Regions from separate parts of the Homo sapiens genome. Here region 1 is linked to region 2. Evidence: chromatin contacts called from ENCODE Hi-C or POLR2A ChIA-PET data. All regions are on one chromosome and are shown on one strand. The core of a region is the stretch at or near the end of the contact, and the rest is flanking DNA. Distances in the headings are between cores, read along the strand shown. Region 1 overlaps LTBP1 (latent transforming growth factor beta binding protein 1). Region 2 overlaps LTBP1 (latent transforming growth factor beta binding protein 1).

Region 1 (4,788 bases), core at 888-3,387, 120 kb after region 2:
GACCAGTAATAATGAGGCAGAAATAACTGCAACTAATCACGAGGCCCAAATACCTAGTTGATAGTACTTGTCTATAATATCTAGTGACTCTCAACAGAGCTGAAAAAGCCTCTTTCTATAGTAGGTCAACCTACCTGTGCTGAATTTCCATACTGATTAATTTATTACACTAGTCATTATTAGAAGAACAAAATAGAAAGAAGATGTGGTACCTCATCTGCAGGAGCTTAGAAGCTAGCCAGAGGAAACCAAACTTACACAGGCATTCAAGCTCCTGGAAGGGCCACCCAAGGACGCTGACACAATCAATCAAAACATTCCCTTGGAAGCAGCGTTGCTCTAACCACATGAATGACCTGCTCAAAAGCAGTCCAAGGCACTTGGATTCCATTAAATTCAAGTTTTGCGATTCATCCACCAACAATTAAAAGGGGCAAGTCTCCTCAAGCCCCTAATAAATTTTCTCTTCGTGGCTACAGAAATGGAAATTGTCCATAATCGTTATTTTTAAAGTTGAATTCTTTCTCTGGATTGAATATTCTATTTAAATTTGAGGCCAGGCGCGGTGGCTCATACCTGTTATCCTAGCACTTTGGGAGGCCGACGTGGGCGGACCACTTGAGGTCAGGAGTTCAAGACCAGCCTGGCCAACTCGGTGAAACCCCATCTCTACCAAAAATACAGAAATTAGCCAGGTGTGGTGGCGGGTGCCTATGATCCCAGCTCGAGCGGCTGAGGTAGAAAAATTGCTTGAGCCCGGGAGGCAGAGGTGGCAGTGAGCAGAGATTGCGCCACTGCACTCCAGCCTGGGCAACAGAGCGAGACTCCATCTCAAAAATAAATAAAATAAAATAAAATGAATTTGCTAGGCCTCAGTTTTCTAATCGGTACATGGAAATAATATACCCATTGGTCTTGGGATGCAGAAAAATAGCATGTGACAATGGCTAAAACTAAGTTGAGTACACAGAAGGTACTCAGTGAACATTACTTTTCCTTTCCTTCCAGCTCCGAATCAAATCTTTCTCCATACTTTTAATCTGGGAATTCTTCTCTAATAATCCTGAAGATGATGACATAGGAAACTAAAGAAGCCTAAATGGGACCACCCATAGATCCAAGAGGCAGAGAAATAAGCAGCTTCACTAGGTTTGGGGAGGGTGGGGGTTAGAAGCACAATCACCAGACTTTCTGGATATTATTTGAAAGTATTATTTTAAGAGTTGAATGAATTGGACACAAAGAATAAGAAATAGAAGAGATGGAGAACAGAAATTCTTTTTTGGAAGTGGAGGCAGTGATGTTACCTTTAAAAGGTGCTAGACAGGAAGTGTAAGAGGTGACAGCTTTTTGATAACTCAAACTCCAGAGCTCAGTGAAGTGGCTGCTGGATTGGCTGGGCCTTGACTTTATAAGCAAGCACTCAAGGTTCGAAGGGACTATTACCACTAAGTCATCTGTATGCTGAAAGGACCCATATTTTTCATTATTTGTGATAGGACGCCCTTGAGTTGCGGAGCCACAGCAGCAAGTATACTGCTCACTTAGGAGAGGGAAGCAAGCAAAATGTAGCTGTCACCACCCAGGCCACAGCTTGCTAGGCAGGTACTTTGTTCCCTCACTCACAGAAGCACATACAGGGCTGAGATTAGGCAGACCCTAGGCCCCCTGCATTCCCATGTCATTGCATCCTGCCTGGCCATGAGACACAGAATCACGATAGGTATTTTCATCTCACTTAACTGAGCTCTCCAAAGAACTGTGTTTCCTATTGCATGGTTATACTGTGCTGGACTGAGAATGTGTCAACAGTATCACAGAAAAGAAAGAAGGTACACTCTGTGCATCATTTTGAACTTTTTTGTCATCACAGCTACCTAACATGTACGTATACTGCTATCTATTTAAAGGATCGGGGTTAGGGGAAAAGGGAGAGGAGTGGAGAAGCCAGTGATCTGCAGTGTTTAAAAGTTATTGCCAAGAGACTTGAGTTTATATTTTAAATTCCAGGAAGTCAAAGTGTTCTGGGTAATACATATGAATCACTGGAAAGAAATCTTCCATTTTCTGGCTAGAAGGTGCCTCCTTCGACAACCACAATGTCAATGAATCTCATAGGTCCTTTATTACTCTACTTCCTTTGCATGATCCAAGAGCCTGTTATTCAGGACCCCCTCCAGGAATTAACCAGGGAACTATAAGTCACCCCTATTTGGCTTCATCTGGGATGCCCTGTCTCAATTCTTTCTCTAGATTAATTCCAAAAAGTGGCACAGAACTGTGATGTCCATCATTATCAGGCCCTGCAGAAGCTCCGGTGGGCAGTAAGTAGCCTTCTGTGTCTGGGATGGGAGGGCCTGTCAGTGCCCCAGTTACATAGAATATTTCTTCTATGTAACTACTTACTTCTATGTAACTACTTAATCCCTGGATATTTGGGTTTGATAGTCTCTCAATCTCTATCTGAAGTTTACACAACACAATGTATTCATTCTTTTGTTGAACAAAGGTTTACAAAATGACTGAGGAATACTCTGTTTTATGCATATATATTCTCTCTCTCTCTCTTTTTTTTTTTTTTTTTGTTTTTTTTTTGAGACAAGAGTTTCACTCTTGTTGCCCAGGCTGGAGTGCAATGGCACAATCTTGGCTTGCTGCAATCACCGCCTCTCAGGTTCAAGCAACTCTCCTGCCTCAGCCTCCCAAGTAGCTGGGATTATAGGCACATGCCACCACGGCTGGCTAATTTTTGTATTTTTAGTAGGGTTTCCCCATGTTGGCCATGCTGGTCTCAAACTCCTGACCTCAGATGATCCACATGCCTTGGCTTCCCAAAGTGCTGGGATTACAGGCATGAACCACCGCATGTGGCCTATATTTTCTCTTGACTATGGTCATTCCAGCTTTTCCCAGTAACCCAGTGATTCTCATCCTCACCTTATTTGGGTGGGCACAGGTCAGTGGGAAAAAGATACTGGCTTTTCAGCTGGGGCAAGATCTCTCTCTGATGCTCCTCGTACACATGCAAACTGCATTAGAAATCTCCAGTACAGCACCATCATCCTATAGATGGCCAATTTTAAAATGTTCTGGATATAAAAATCTTGCAAAAACCATCTCACTTGGAAATGCAATGGGAGTCAGAAGCCTGGGTCTGCATCTGAGCGTTGCCACCAACTATGACCTTGAAGTCATAACCTCCCTGTCTGGGTCTCAATTTTCTGATCTATAAAATGAAAAGAATGAATGAGATGCTCTCCAAGCTACTTTCAGCTCTAAGGGCTTCCCATTCACTTCTCAAAACAGTTCCCTACTGATTTCTACAAAATGCTTACTCCTCCTGCACGCAGGATCCTTTGGTAAATCAGCTTTCAACTGTTCAGAAACATGCCAATGACAGTAAATGAGCCACTGAAATGAGGTTTTCCTTCCTTAACTGCTTACAGCCTTCAAAGCTCTTAATCCTCATCCGTGCATTAGCCACATTTCAATTCTAAACATCTAAAATAATCACAGACAATAACAAGTCTCTAGGTTCTAAACACCTTTGATGTTTGACTTACACGATTTTCAGCATCTCTACATTTAAGATTAAAGTAGATATTAAATTTCCAAGGCCAAGAACTCTAGAAAGGGGGAAAATTATGTCTGCCTCCCCTGCATGCCTGGAGTCCAAACAAAACCTCTGCTCTTCAGTCACCAATGTAATGGCCAAGTGTGTAAAATCTGTCATTTGCAGACCTGTCAAGTTTGTAAATTTCTTCATGAAAACCCGAAATAATAAATCAAATGGAATCAAAGTTCTTTGAATTCTCTTAAAATTCATTAAATATATATACAGTAAGATAATCGGTTTGACTCAGACTTGAAATTATAGCTAAATGACATAAAAATATTGAAGTACTAGGCAATGCTATCAATTTATAATATTTGATGTTTAATATACTCAAGAAATTAAGTATACACTGGTTACATGTGTTAATACCAATGTCTTCTATTTTATAATATGTTAAAATATGTTCAATTGTTATATATATAGTTGTATAGTTATATAGTTGCATTTTGATGTAATCAAATATATGAAGTATGGTAAGCAAGCAATTAACAGTAACAATAATAATACTTATATATGGACATTATTCTGCAGATCACAAAGCCTTTTTGCAAACCATGCTGTCATTTAACCCTCACAACATCTTATGAGGCAGGTATTATCCTTCCCATTCTACAGGTGAGGAGGAAATAGTTGCACAAGTACAATACAAAACTCAGACCAAGACCCAAGATTCAGTGAACAACTTGAGTCAGATGCGATGGAAGAAAGTACTCTGCGGATCTGTCCAAGCCAAAGAGAAGTAAGATGGATCTCACAAGCACGACGAATATGGTCTTTTCCCTGAGAATTCCCTTGAAGCTTAATGTCAACCCCAGCACAGAGTTAGCTATGAGACAACATCACACATGAGGTGAAAGCACAACCCTGGGATTCTGAAGGATCTGGGTTCAAAACCTAGCTGTGCTACCTGCTTGCTCTGTGGTCTTGGCCAAGTGACTTAACCTCTTCGGGCCTTAGTTTCCTCACCTTTAAAATGATTATACATCCTGATCACGCAGGGCTCTGTCTCAAGGCTAAGATATAATATGTGCAAGGTACCTAAACAGTGCTGGGCATACGGAAGAGACTCGATAGTGGTAGTTGTTATTAATTTAAGATTTCTGATCCTCTCCAATACATCTATGTGCTAGCAGTCATCAATAAAATTCAGGGCTTACTCTGGTTTCCCTTGG
Region 2 (5,216 bases), core at 459-2,958:
ACAAAAGGAGTCAGGGATGGGGGGAGATTTAAAGAAACTATAACTTCTTGAAAACTAACAAAGTGACAGGCATCATACAAGTTATGGCAACATGAAGTTATTTTCATGAAAACCTGGAAAGTTAACTTCATGGTTCCTATTTTACAGATGATGTACTACGTTTCAAAGGGGCAAAGTCAGTGGCTACAGGTCAGGCAGTTACTGTGGGCGTGGTGAGCTGCTCCCACGCTGCATCTCTTCAGCAGAGGAGAGTTCCCTGGAAGAGCAGCGTGGAGACACTTTACACCTGTGCTTGTTCTGTAGCCTCGTGGCCCTCGGGGAGGGTACAAAACTCCATGCTGATCAGAGATCCAGCAACATAAAACACTCCCACTTCTCTCTAGATTAGAACCCAAGGGGCAGAGGCAAGACACCAGCAGGAGGGGCAAGTGTAGGCTGCCAAAAAATGTCTAATTAGCTCTCCCTCCAGGCCTGGGTCATTAGAGCAGTGAAGAAAACCAACAGGCAGAAGCCAGGGGACAGCTGAGGGCTGGCTGTGCCAACCTAGTCCATCCTGCCCCACCTAACAGAGCCCAGATCTATTAGGCTCTGCTGACAGCCAGGCAGGGAACCCCAAGGAACCAGCACCATGCTCCCGTGCCCTCACAGATCCCGTGTTCCTTCACCCTCATATTTCCATGACAGGTTTTTAGCAGAAGGTCAGTGTATTTCTTCATGAAAATAATTGCAAAAAAAGTGCCATAGTGTTTTGTTTTGTTTTGCTTTGTTTTTTGGAGACAAGGTTTTTCTCTGTCACCTGGGCTGGAATGCAGTGGCATGATCTCAGCTCACTGCAACCTCTGCCTCCCAGGTTCAAGTGATTCTTGTTTCTCAGCCTCCCAGGTAGCTGGGATTACAGGCGTGTGCCACCACATCCAGCTAATTTTTGTATTTTTAGGAGAGAGGGAGTTTCAGCATGTTGGCCAGGCTGGTCTCAAACTCCTGGCCTCAAGTGATCCACCCGCTTCAACCTCCCAAAGCACTGGGATTGCAGGCGTGAGCCACCGTGCCTGGCCTCACTACATTGGTTTCAAAAAGAACCAGAGCAACTTGGACACAAACGTGAAAAGAAATATGAAAAGGATAATAATTGTGACCATGCTATAAATACTTTTTATAACATTTTTATAATGAGAGAAAGCTCATTGCTGTGGTCAATAATGAGGAAATTTTATTAAGCACAGTTGGAATCTGACCAAAGTTTGTCAGACCATGCTTCTTGGGGAGTCTGTGAGAAAGTACCAGAACACATGTAAAAGAAAGCATTGGAGACAAAGGAATGTAAGTAGGTGAAAAGGTCAAAAACAAAAAATCAACACTGGTTACACCTGCAGCATGTTCCCAGATGAATGGTCCGGACTCTGTAATTAAGTCTGTGTTTCTACTAAATATGATGCAATTAATCATTCTATGGTGATTTCATTCCAAATACCAGAGAGGCAGATATTGAGGTGAAAAATAATGAGAGCATGAAGATGGAAAATAATCCCAAAAGAGCCAGTGAAAGGAAGAGGCAAAGAGCCTGTGAATCTAGGAAGCAGAAAGAGCTTGGATAAACTGGTGTCACGCACTGAGTGTGGGAAGGAAACAAGAACCAGGCAAGGTGCCTACCAACCCTGCACATCACCGTCATGTGTGCTGAACACTCTCAGCTGACTCACCCTCACAACGGCCTCTCTGAGTCATGCGGTACCCGCTGTCACAGTATTCACACCGGAAGGCCCCCACAGTATTGACACAGTGCCCCTCCCCACAGACGTCCGGCCTCAGGCATTCGTCAACATCTACGAAGAGCAGATAGCATTGTTGAGTTTTGTGTTCCAAATACTGTTTCAAACCTCTCCCATCTCCCAGCTTAGCTCAAATATAATAACGAAGTAACTGATTTCTTTTTTTTTTTGAGATGGAGTTTCGCTCTTGTTGCCCAGGCTGGAGTGCAATGGTGTGATCTCGGCTCACTGCAACCTCCACCTCCTGGGTTTAAGCAATTCTCCTGCCTCAGCCTCCCAAGTAGCTGGGATTACAGGCATGCACCACCATGCCTGGCTAATTCTGTATTTTTAGTAGAGACAGGGTTTCTCCAAGTTGGTCAGGCTGGTCTCAAACTCCCGACCTCAGGTGATCCGCCAGGCTCGGCCTCCCAAAGTGCTGGGATTACAGGTGTGGGCCATGGCGCCTGGCCAGTAACTGATTTCTACTTTCCCTTTGATTTGTTTGACACACATCAAAATCATCCAGTTTTGATTCATGCAGGGTGGTCCAAAAGTAACATTTAATGTATCTTGTCTATGCACATATATGACACTCTTTCTTCAAAAATGTTAGGGGAAAAAAATCCATTTTTATATCACCTGGGATCTAGCAGACTGCTGTCATGATAATTGTTTAATAAAAAATTCTGGGTTGTCTGGATAAGCACTGAACTGATGATAGTCTTAGGGGATCTAAAAACTCAGATCTAAGAATTTGTAAGCAGGAAGAATGCTGCCATTACCTATGCAGTTAGTACCCTCCTCACTGGCCATAAATCCTGCTGGGCAAATGCACAAGAAACTTCCCTCGGTGTTTTCACAGCGGCCCTGGGAGCAGAGGTGTTGGACCTGAGTACACTCATCAATATCTGTTAACAAAAATACATATAAAAATATTAGTTCTGTGTAGCAAGAACTTAGTTTCCCTGTTCTGTAAAATACCATCATACTATTCCCTGGGTACCACCCAACCTTTATAACTGAGGACAACAGCAAAAGGAGACACGATCTTTCTCCTCGCGTACTTGAAGGATTGTTCCTGGAAGAGAGAAGCAGCCTACTGTGTATCACTTCAAAGGCTAAAACTACAAAACCATGACACTGGTGTTTCAAAGAGGCAGATTTCAGGTCAACACAGAAGGATTCTCCTGATAACGAGAGACATCCAAGCAATGGAATTTGCTGTCAGTAGGGAGTCAGAAATGCCATGAAAGAGACTCTTCCTCCGTGCATGTGGATGGAGTTGGATTAGGTCATCTCTGTTGCCTTTCTAACTTAATATTCTAGGTTCTGAAAGTGACACATATAATGTATACAAATGACAAGGAAATAGCCAAATTATGGACCAGGTGGCTGTCTCCTTTCTCCCCCATACACACACACCAAACAGCAAAATTCACATATACTAAAGAAGTATTAATTAGATATGTTCCTTTGTTGCTTCCTATTGGCCTCATAATTTAGTGCTGAATTTTCTTTTTCTTAAAAAAAAAAAGAGAAATTAAATTTAGAGTCACATTAAAATGATTTATTTAACTCTACTGCATATCTTTCTGAGATACTTTTTTTTTTTCCAAAAGGAGCATATATGAGATCCCTAAATTTCTAAATTGACTGACACCTTCAGGCCAGCATATATGGATTTTCAATTTTAAAATCCCTTTAAAAAAATCAAGTCTTATGTACATAAATGAATGTAATTCTTTACTGCAGTATACACTAATGTTAATTTGTTTTTGCTAAATACATGTTTTTAGGTAGCTGTTTCTGTAATTCATATTTTGTTTACTTTACCCAAAAAGCTTTTGGAAATTATTTCACCTTTATGTAAATATATTACATTTGCGAGGTAAACAAATGTTGAACAAAGAGGTAAGAGAATTCCAGTTGTTTAGCAAACCTTTTTTTGAGCTCCCTTAGCTAAGGGATAAACTTTCAAAAAATTAAACCAGTAACACTTTCCCAAAATGGTTAAGTTGGTTTAAGAAAAAAATGTTCTTAATGTTCAAATGTTTGATATTTAATAATTTAGTCAATCAAATTGTCTCTTACCCACACATTTCCTCTGTTGTTCACTGAACCTGTAGCCCTCGTAGCATATACAGGTATATCTCACTGGTAGGTTAATGCAGTGTCCTGCTCCACAGATATCAGGGTTCACAGTACATTCATTGATTTCTTTAAAAGTAAATAAAATAATGTGAAAAAACCCACAGAAATGAACAGATTTCACTGCTACTCTCAAAGTATTACTTTGAGTTTCCTGACCAACTAGCAAATTATTGCCAGCTCTACATTTAGAAGACAAAGGTGACCTCTGACATCAAGTATAAATTCATGTGATTACTTTATAATGGATTAGTTAGTCCTATCCAAGGACATCAATAGTTCCTAGTAAAGCCATTTTTAAGATGAACTGAAGTGAGAAGAAACTCAGAAAAAGGCCATGTTGTAAGTTGTAAGAAAATCAATTATTAATAAAACAGCTTCCAAAATGGCCTATTAATGAGTTTCTATTCATTGTAGTTCATCTTAGATGATAGAGTCTGAATCACCAATAGGTAAGAGATTTCTTATCTATTGATAAGAAACACATTGTAACTTTCCATTCTTTAGCAGGCCATATTTGAGTTTCAACAAATACATCCAATCTCCTCCAAAATTTATCATTAATCCCCCCAAAGACCTCCCACTTCTAAACAAAGAAAAACTTCTTGGTGTATCTTACTCTTATTTGCCAATTTCAAAATGAACATATTTTATTTCTACTGGTAAAGTAGAATCTTTTCCCAAATCTTTTCTGCTAAATTCCTCCCTTACTCCCTTACTGAGCCCTGTGTAAGACTGGCTTCTTCTATATATCCTGTACAGATTAGCCCTGTTCAAGTCCTCAGTCTACTCACAGACATACACTACAGTGGAGGGAGGGTCTTAGGAGTCCATGGTTAGGTGGAGTCCATCAAAAAAAAACCCAAGGACTCAAAGGGGGCCTTCTGAGATTAATTACTCCTTTAAGATTTTCTGTTTCCAATGTCCTTTGTAAGAAGGTCTAATGGCCTAGTGAAGGTGGCACAGCTGGTGGTTAGAAGCACTGGCTTGAAGACAGTGCAGGCACAAATGCTGCTGCCCTTTACAGTTCTGCAGAATGGGGCAAGTGACCTCACCATTCTATGCCTCACTTTTCTACATGTGTAAAATGGAAATAATCAGAGTTCCAACTTCAAAGTATGAGAATGAAAGAGATGCTCTAAATAACGCATGTAGCCAATGCCTGGCATATTATATGTGCTCAATAAAAGTTACCATTATTGTTCATATTGAAGTCATTTAAGAATATATTTAAAAACCAACACATTTATACCAATACTACCTTGGGCTATTATCTGTCATCGTATAGTAAACAAGGCTCAAAAGAGAGGCTGGTAT

What was found. A loop is a pair of places that touch in the nucleus more often than their neighbours do. ChIA-PET counts read pairs that join two places held with the same protein, here RNA polymerase II (POLR2A). Pooled maps may share reads with other maps.
Region 1: a map of PC-3 shows a loop between it and region 2 (2.4-fold over the local background). The contact joins two enhancer-like sites. A Hi-C loop is called at or near these places in 5 of 168 maps with a recorded cell type or tissue (PC-3, esophagus muscularis mucosa, heart left ventricle and 1 more) and 4 of 50 pooled maps. POLR2A ChIA-PET finds 5 or more read pairs at or near these places in 2 of 52 experiments (AG04450 and OCI-LY7).

The regions. Positions count from the first base shown.
Region 1 is chr2:33,155,945-33,160,732 of GRCh38, reverse strand. All of the region lies in intron 5 of LTBP1 (latent transforming growth factor beta binding protein 1), which reads right to left. Among named protein-coding and RNA genes, the nearest start is that of LTBP1, 210 kb to the right of the region's middle. Within about 2 kb of position 2,137, at least 3 of the 41 ENCODE cell types and tissues checked have a DNase peak (open chromatin) inside an H3K27ac peak, as active enhancers do; they include PC-3, where a contact is called at or near this core.
Region 2 is chr2:33,272,408-33,277,623 of GRCh38, reverse strand. It overlaps LTBP1 (latent transforming growth factor beta binding protein 1), which reads right to left. Exons shown (of 34, transcript NM_206943.4): 16 at 3,843-3,968; 17 at 2,534-2,659; 18 at 1,701-1,823. Among named protein-coding and RNA genes, the nearest start is that of MIR4430, 140 kb to the left of the region's middle. Within about 2 kb of position 1,708, at least 11 of the 41 ENCODE cell types and tissues checked have a DNase peak (open chromatin) inside an H3K27ac peak, as active enhancers do; they include PC-3, where a contact is called at or near this core.